Linked DNA regions of Homo sapiens: region 2 is linked to region 1. The links are chromatin contacts, found by Hi-C in ENCODE. All regions are on one chromosome and are shown on one strand. Each heading gives the region's core, a stretch centred on a gene start or an enhancer-like site at or near the end of the contact. The rest is flanking DNA. Distances are from core to core; before and after follow the strand shown.

Region 1 (4,700 bases), core at 1,584-4,083:
AATCACATAAAACTTTATCTCTGACACAGTGCAGAATCATGATATACTGCGATAATCATATTCTTCACATTACTTATTTAAACCAAGCCAGCCAAGTCATGAAACAGGACCTTATCCTTTATTTGCTTGAGGTTTATGATTCAATTGAGTGTAACTAAGGATTTTTTTTTCTTTCTGTTCCAAGCTTTATGAGAAACTTTTTTCCTAAACTAACAACTAGTATCACTTATATAATAGAGTATATTAATTCTTCCAGAGATTGAGCTTGAAGTAGTTTTGTTAAGTGAAGCGTCTCTTCATCCTGGTTTCCAGTAGAAAATGTCTATACTTATGCTACAGAAAGAAATGTCATTTGAAAATAAATTTTTAAAACGTTTTCAACAAAATAATACTAAAAGATTAATGCCTGGCACTGGGGTGGTCAGTACTCTTTGGATGATGACTAATCATGATTTTTATTAATAAGGAGTAACATAGTCACACAGTAAAGGAACATCTAGGAGCCTCCAGAGTGTGACAGATTATGACATTCTAGGTTTAGGCTGCATCGTTCTATGGAGAGACATTGTGATTTAATTTCAATTTTTATGAACCAGTTCTGGGGCCAAGGAGCTGTGCTAATTGCTAGAGATTGAGATATAAATAACCCCTATATATGCTTTAGAAAATGTTACTGTCTCGTAGGGAGATGTAAACATATATAAAATAGTCTTTTTAAAATGTATTAGTATTTTTCCCAGAGTACCCTGTGAGCAAAGAGGAGAGGCATTATCTTCCTATTTCCAAACTTCATCTTTCTCAAAGAGAGTCAATTGCACATTATCCTGTCCTTAATTCTCCCTTGTCTGGAAATCTTCTAGAGAATTGAATCCATTTTTGCTGCTTTGTGGTGGCCCAAAAAGGCAGCCTGATATTCAGATATTGTTCTACTTTTGGTCCAGATTAACATGTCCTCAGATTATTTTTATAGGCTGTAGCATTATTTATCCCTTTGGGTGTTATTGCAAATCGGCTAATGGATAACAAAGATACATAAACATAATTCAGTAGTCTCCAAACTTAACTGTTTAATATTAATATCTTTTTATCGTCAGATCTTTCAGTTGGCTAGGGGTTCTAGTGAGTGTTGCTGATAAGAAGCATAGCCAGACTCAGGACGAACAGAATAAGTGGAAACCTATCCCCAAACCATAGGCCCATTATCTTATTTCCTGGGGTTCACATTCATCTTTCCCTAGTGTATCTAACTATATACCAGTAACTATGACAAAACCTTGACTTTCCTAACCGTAGGAACTGCATGGCATTGACAGCTTATATCCTTGAGATTTCCTTGGATTTTAGTTTTTCAAACACACTGGTTAACTCATTTGTATCTTTTTTCTTTTGTGTAACATCTTTTATCTCCTTGTGTAAGGAGGAGCAATACCATTAACCAATAAGTATATTGTCATTGGCTAATAAGGAAAAAGAGGAGCAATAAAGACTATATCATAAATGATTCTTGCTTTTGCAGGTATTTTGACAGAGATGTTAAATGCATTAAAGATTTCTTTATGAAACGTTTCAGCTACGAAAGTGAGCTTTTTCCAACTTTTAAGGATATCAGGTTTGTACTCCCCATTGCTTTACATAATAGAACAGTTTAAATATCTGGTCTGTGTATTTCTAAAAATTAACATTTTCATCTAAAAAACTTTCCAAATTTTGACACGTAATCACTGTTAGATGTCATTGCTCTGTAGTACATAACTGAAACTTAAAAACTTGAAAATACCTGCATTTGGTCCATTAAGGCACTGTTACTGAATTTTAGGAAGCGGACATATCTAGATTCTTATAAATTCAAGAACTTTTATTCTATTTTGGATGCTATTTGAGTAACTCATTCATAAGGAATAACACCAAACATTCATTGAAATTTGTGTTTTTCCTTTATCAAGGACCAGGAGGTATCTTTAATTGATTCTCAAAACATAACTATCATGTGCATTCTCAAAGCTCAGTTTTCTCATATTTATTTTATACACTTAAGATATTTTCTGATCTGGGATGAGTCACATAATCTGAAGGAAATCCTTAGCCCCCTTTGAAAGTTAATTTACAAAGTTAATAAACATAAGCTGAGGTTTTTATAACCTTTTTATTTATATTGTTGCTTTTCAGTTATTTTATTCTTAAAATGACAGCCAGCATATACCTTTCATATTTGTTTACCTGTGTCATTTAAATATTACATTTTAGGGAAGGAAAATTTATTTTTAACATATAAGCTATTAAACTCACTTGAATCATAATTTATCAGAGTAGTAGATATTTGCTCCTCTTAGATAAACATTTTTTCTCTCTTTCTATGCTTGACGCCTTTTTTTTCTAGGAGAGAAGACACTCTTGATGTGGAGGTTTCTGCCAGTGGCTACACAAAGGAAATGCAGGCAGATGATGAACTGCTTCATCCATTAGGTCCAGATGATAAAAATATTGAAACAAAAGAGGGATCTGAATTCTCATTTTCAGATGGAGAAGTGGCAGAAAAAGCAGAGGTTTACGGGTCAGAAAATGAAAGTGAACGGAACTGTCTAGAAGAATCAGAGGGCTGCTATTGCAGATCATCTGGAGACCCTGAACAAATAAAGGAAGACAGTTTATCAGAAGAGAGTGCTGATGCACGGAGTTTTGAAATGACTGAATTCAATCAAGCTTTAGAAGAAATAAAAGGGCAGGTTGTTGAAAACAACTCTGTAACTGAATTTTCTGAGGAGAAAAACAGAACTGAAAATTACAACAGGCAAGATGGTCAGAGAGTTCAAGGAGGAGTCCCTGCTGGCTCTGACGAGTATGAAGATGAATGCCCTCATCTAATTGCCTTGTCGTCATTAAATAGAGAATTCAGGCCTTTCAGGTATAGACTTCTGTCGATTGCTTTTTAACTTTAGTCTTGAGACTGATACTTTGTTAGATTCTAGTAAAAGAATGTTTTTTTCAAATGATGTGACAAAATTGTATTCTGCCACCTTGATGTATAAAATGAAAGCCAAATAATTTTTTGTTGTTAAAAACTCAAAATAGCTTCCTTTTCAATTGACCTGATTCTAGGCAGCCTATTGACTAAATTTCAAGTAATTCTGCCTTAAAATACAAACTGATGGCTGGGCACAGTGGCTCGCTCATGCCTGTAATCTCAGCACTTCTGGGAGGCCAAGGCAGGCAAATCACCTGAGGTCAGGAGTTTGAGACCAGCCAGGCCAACATGGCAAAACCCTGTCTCTACTAAAAATATAAAAATTAACCGGGCATGGTGGCCTGTGCTTGTAATCCCAGCTACTTGGGAGACTGAGGCAGGAGAATCACTTGAACCTGGGAGGCAGAGGTTGCAGTAAGCCAAAGATCGTACCACTGCACTCCAGCCTGGGTGACGAGCAAAAAACTCCGTCTCAAAAATATATATATATATACAAACTGATGATTTTAAAATTATTGCAGGTCTCTGGATACATTGATCAGGTTTTAGATGGATGAGTTATTCCTCATATATTTTCCTAATTACACATCTGATGTGTGTTTGAGTTATGTAAAGGCATGTAAATATTAAAACATGCAATAAATGTACTTTCTATATGAAACATCTGCAGTGAATTTTCTCTAGTACCTTGAGCCTTCTATCCTTTGTTCATGTGTAGTTAAAATTATCTAATGATATTATGTTTTCTTTTAATAATTTTTTTTTGTAAATATTAATCAGGCTCAGCTTAGATTAGGAAAAGTTCTAAAACTTAATTTTTGGATTTGGGATTGCTTATTCAGAATCAAATTGTAGTTAAATGAAATATTGGTTTTATTTATTTCAAAATAGTAATATGACAATTAAAATTAGTTCAGCAATACATTTATTAAACATTTTTCAGTACATGTTTGGGCTTATATCTTAAGCCTACCTTTATCTTTAAAGTTTTATTCCTGAAGCAAAACATGAGAATTTTGTTCCTTTTTCATATAGCTGTGTATCTGTGTCACAGGGCTACTGCCATTTAAATAATAAACTTGGAAAATTAAATCAGAAGCTTAAAAGGAAAAGAGGGGTGACAGAGGCTCAGGATTTTGAGTAAGTGATTGTATTAGACTGGATTCTTCAAAGAAACAGAATAAATAGGAGATTTATTTTAAGGAATTAGCCCATGGGGTTATGGAGGCTGAGAAGTCCCAGGATCTGTAGTCAACAAGCTAGAGACCAAGGAGAGCCCATGGTACAGTTCCAGTCCAAATCCAAAGAGCTAAGAACCAGAAGAGACAATAGCATAAGTTCCAGTCCACATCCAAAGAAAGGAGAGGACCCATGTCCCAGTTCAAAGACAGTTCTCTCTTACTTTGCCTTTTTGTTCTCATCAGGCCTTCAATGGATTGGATGAGGTCCACCCACACTGGGGAGGGCAATCTGCTATACTCAGTTTATTGATTCAGAAACGCCCTCAAAGACACACCCAAGTTAATGTTTAACCAAATATATGGCACCCTGAGGCCCAGTCAAGTTAACATATAAAATTAACCATCACAGTGATAGAAGAAAATCTATATAGGATTAAATGGTCTTTTAAACTCAGAATGGGAACAATAATTTTGTTCCCACTCTGGATACATGCTGGGCAAAACTTCCATTCAAAGTAAAAGCAGAACAGCAGATGTTGCTGAAAAATATTAACTGT
Region 2 (4,700 bases), core at 1,599-4,098, 1.2 Mb before region 1:
TGTACTATCTGAGCTTCCTCTTTTTATTGATTTCTAGTATTATTCCACTGTGGTCAGAAAGATATTTGATTTTGTTTCTAACTTTTTGAACTTGTTGAAACTTGTTTTGTGGCCTAAAATATCATCTATTCTGGAGAATATCCCATGTGCTGATGAAAATAATGTATATTCATCAGCAGTTGGATCAACTGTTCTGTAAATGTCAGTTAGGCCTTTTTATTTTAGTATAGTTTAATGTCAATGGTTTTTTGGATTTTCTTTCTAGATGATCTGTTCATTACTAAGAGTAGGGGTGTTAAAGTTTCCTACTAGTATATTATTATATTGCAGTCTATCTATCCCTTTAGATATATTAATGTTTGCTTTATATACTTGGGTACTCTGCTGTTGAGTGCATAGATATTTACAATTGTTATCTTCCATTCTGTATTGACTCTTTTATCTTTATAAGACCTTCTTTGTCTCTTTTTACAGTCTTTTCTGGTCATCTATTTTATCTCATGTAAGTATAGCAACTGCTGCTCTTTTTGGTTTCCATTCACATGAAATATCTTTTTTTTCCTACACTTTCAATCTAGGTGTGATTTTATAGGTGAGGTTTCCTATAGGCAGAATTTAGTTGGATCTTGCTTTTTTATTCATTTAGTCACTCTATATTTTTAATTGGAAAATTGAGTCCATTTACATTCAGCATTATTATTGATAAGTAAGGCCTTACTACTGCCATTTCATTGCTTGTTTTCTGGTTGTGTTGTAGCTCCTCTCTCTCTTTCTTCCTGTCATCTTTTGTTGTTAATTGATTTTTTTACTTGTAGTATGTTTTAATTTGTTGATTTTTACTTTTAATGTATCTATTATAGGTTTTTGCATTGTGGTTACCATGAAGCTTATGTGAAATATCTTATAGATATAACAAATTATTTTAAAGAGATGACAACTTGTATTAGATAACACAAAAAAGAGTAAAAACAAGCAAACAAATAAAAAACTAAAAACAATCTTTATATTTTGACTCTATCATCCCACATTTTGATTTTGGTTGTCTCAATTTACATTTTTTATTGCCTATCTCTTAAGTTTCTGGAGCTAATATTATTTTATATGTATTTATCTTTTAGGCTTCATGCTAGAGTTATGGGTGGATTGCACACTAAAATTACAGAATTGGAGTATTCTGGGGATGATTTTGTACTTAATTTTACCAGTGGATTTTGTACCTTTAAATATTTTCTTTTTTCGCATTAGTATTTTTTTTTTGTTCAGATTGAAGAGTTCCCTTTACCATTTTTTGTGAGGTAAGTCTGGTGGTGATGAATTCTCTTAGCTTTTGTTTGCCTAGGAAAGACTTTGTGACTCCTTATTTGAATGATAGCTTTGCTGGATAAAGTGTTTTTGAATGGCAGGTTTTGTTTTTTGTTTTTTGTTTTTTGTTTTCTTTTCAACACTTTGAAAATATTCTGCTCCCTCCTGGCCTGTGTGGTTTCCACTGAGAAGTCTGTCATCAGATGATTGGCATTTCTTTACATGTTGTTTGCTTTTTTTCTCCTGCTGCTTTTTAGGATCCTCTCATTGTCTTTGGCCTTCGAGAGTTTAATTATTATATGTCTTGGCGTAGTCCTATTTGATGTTCTCTGTCCTTCCTATACGTGAACTTTTATTTCTTTCTCAAGTTTTGGAAACTTTTCTGTTATTATTTTTTGAGTAAGTGTTCTACCTTGTTCTTTTGCTCAGCTGCCTTTTGAATACTAGTAATTCTTAGATTTTGTCTTTTGAGGTAATTTTCTATATCTTATAGGTAGTCTTTATTCCTTTTGACTTTATTTTTTTGTTATTTCTCCTGTGACTGTGTACTTCTAAACAGCCTGTCTTTGGGAGCACTGATTCTTTCCTCTGCTTGGTACATTCTGCTGTAAAGAGCCTTCAATGAATTTTTGAATTCAGCAAATGTGTTTCTCAGTTCCAAGATTTTTGTTTGATCTTTTGTTATTATTTCAATCTCCTTGTAAAATTTATCTGATAAATTTATAAATTGCTTTTATGTGTTATCTTGGAGAGCACTAAGTTTCTTTCAAACTCCTATTTTGAATTATTGGACAGAGAGCTCATGTAACAGTCTTGTTAGGGTCAGTCACTGGTTCCTTGCTTTGTCTGTTTGGAGAGGTCATGGTTTCCTTTTCGCTGTTTTTTTTTTGTGTGTGTGTGTGTGAATGTACATCTATGTCTTTGCATTTAACAGTTATTCATTCCAGTTTTCTCTGCCTGGCTTGTTTTGGTTTTTATTGGCTATGTTTACTTAGAGATTCTTCATAATTTACCTGTTGAATTTCTTATACTTTTTTCCGCTAGGTCAGTGCCTCCTTTTCAGCACTAGATGGCACTTTAAGCCCATGTTTGCCTTTGCTCTAGCAAATTATCAGAGACTGATCATCAGAAATAGGGGAGGTCCCAAAGGGGATATCCTGGCAGTGTGGAACGGCTGGCTGTAATTTGTGCTCAGGGGCCCCGTGGAATGTACCTCCTACAGCATGGTACTGCTAAGCAGCCACTCCGATTTGGCATGTCATTTGGCTGAATTACAGAGCAGTTTCTAGCATTCAGGATGTTAGTCCTGCCTCTCTACTTTGTCTTTGGCTGTCCTCAGAGATGTTTCTCCTTTTAGGCACTCACCATGCTTCCCACAGTTTGAGGTAGGGACAGGTCTCCTGTCAGGGAACATAAGAAAGTAGAGAAGCTGACTGTCAACCTCAGTCTCACTTTCTCCAGTGTGGAAACTGAGAGTCAATCAACATTTTCCACATACTTGGGGCAGGGCAGATTCCAGGGAGGGGTGTCATTGTCATGAATATATGGCTCTCTTACCGTCTGCTGGAGTTTTTTTTACTTCTCTTTGGCTCCAGGAACTGATTCATCCTCATATTTGTGTTCTAGGATATTGCTGGTGATCATCTTGGTGCTATATATTTGTTTTTGGTTTTCTGTAAAAGGGAGCGAAGCCAGCTTGTTTCTATGCCACCATTTTCGAATTGGAATTATGACTATAGGGCACCACAGTCTTGAACTCCTGGGCTCAAGTGATCTTTTTTTTTTTTTGTCTGATATATTTTAAAAAATTTTTTATTTTATTATTATTACACTTTAAGTTTTAGGGTACATGTGCACAATGTGCAGGTTAGTTACATATGTATACATGTGCCATGCTGGTGTGCTGCACCCATTAACTCGTCATTTAGCATTAGGTATATCTCCTAATGCTATCCCACCCCCTTCACCCTACCCCACAACAGTCCCCGGTGTGTGATGTTCCCCTTCCTGTGTCCATGTGTTCTCATTGTTCAATTCCCACCTATGAGTGAGAACATGTGGTGTTTGGTTTTTTGTTCCTGCGATAGTTTACTGAGAATGATGATTTCCAATTTCATCCATGTCCCTACAAAGGACATGAACTCATCATTTTTTATGGCTGCATAGTATTCCATGGTGTATATGTGCCACATTTTCTTAATCTAGCCTATCATTGTTGGACATTTGGGTTGGTTCCAAGTCTTTCCTATTGTGAATAGTGCCGCAATAAACATACGTGTGCATGAGTCCTTATAGCAGCATGATTTATAGTCTTTTGGGTATATACCCAGTAATGGGATGGCTGGGTCAAATGGTATTTCTAGTTCTAGATCTCTGAGAAATCGCCACACTGACTTCCACAATGGTTGAACTAGTTTACAGTCCCACCAACAGTGTAAAAGTGTTCCTATTTCTCCACATCCTCTCCAGCACCTGTTGTTTCCTGACTTTTGAATGATCGCCATTCTAACTGGTGTGAGATGATATCTCATTGTGGTTTTAATTTGCATTTCTCTGATGGCCGGTGATGGTGAGCATTTTTTCATGTGTTTTTTGGCTGCATAAATGTCTTCTTTTGAGAAGTGTCTGTTCATGTCCTTTGCCCATTTTTTGATGGGGTTGTTTGCTTTTTCCCTTATAAATTTGTTTGAGTTCATCGTAGATTCTGGATATTAGCCCTTTGTCAGATGAGTAGGTTGCGAAAATTTTCTCCCATTTTGTAGGTTGCCTGTTCACTCTGATGGTAGTTTCTTTTGCTGTGCAGAGGCTCTTTAATTTAATTAGATCCCATTTGTCAATTTTGGCTTTTGTTGCCATTGCTTTTGGTGTTTTAGACATGAAGTCCTTACCCATGCCTATGTTCTGAATGGTAATGCCTAGGTTTTCTTCTAGGGTTTTTGTGGTTTTAGGTCTAACATGTAAGTCTTTAATCCTTCTTGAATTAATTTTTGTATAAGGTGTAAGGAAGGGATCCAGTTTCAGCTTTCTACATATGGCTAGCCAGTTTTCCCAGCACCATTTATTAAATAGGGAATCCTTTCCCCATTGTTTGTTTTTCTCAGGTTTGTCAAAGATCAGATAGTTGTAGATATGTGGTGTTATTTCTGGGTGCTCTGTTCTGTTCCATTGATCTATATCTCTGTTTTGTTACCAGTATCATGCTGTTTTGCTTACTGTAGCCTTGTAGTATAGTTTGAAGTCAGGTAGTGTGATGCCTCCAGCTTTGTTCTTTTGGCTTAGGATTGACTTGGTGATGCGGGCTGCTTTTTGGTTCCATATGAACTTTAAAGTAGTTTTTTCCAGTTCTGTGAAGAAAGTCATTGGTATCTTGATGGGGATGGCATTGAATCTATAAATTC

Evidence for each region. A loop is a pair of places that touch in the nucleus more often than their neighbours do. Pooled maps may share reads with other maps.
Region 2: a loop to region 1 is called in a map of HepG2, with 24 times the contacts of the local background. The contact joins two enhancer-like sites. A Hi-C loop is called at or near these places in 2 of 168 maps with a recorded cell type or tissue (HepG2 and endothelial cell of umbilical vein) and 7 of 50 pooled maps.

Annotation. Positions count from the first base shown.
Region 1 is chr5:97,165,669-97,170,368 of GRCh38, reverse strand. It overlaps RIOK2 (RIO kinase 2), which reads left to right. Exons shown (of 10, transcript NM_018343.3): 7 at 1,517-1,609; 8 at 2,378-2,902. Among named protein-coding and RNA genes, the nearest start is that of RIOK2, 15 kb to the left of the region's middle. Within about 2 kb of position 2,833, at least 2 of the 41 ENCODE cell types and tissues checked have a DNase peak (open chromatin) inside an H3K27ac peak, as active enhancers do.
Region 2 is chr5:98,347,564-98,352,263 of GRCh38, reverse strand. No RefSeq gene overlaps it. Among named protein-coding and RNA genes, the nearest start is that of LINC01846, 190 kb to the right of the region's middle. RefSeq lists a silencer at 2,325-2,619. Within about 2 kb of position 2,848, at least 3 of the 41 ENCODE cell types and tissues checked have a DNase peak (open chromatin) inside an H3K27ac peak, as active enhancers do.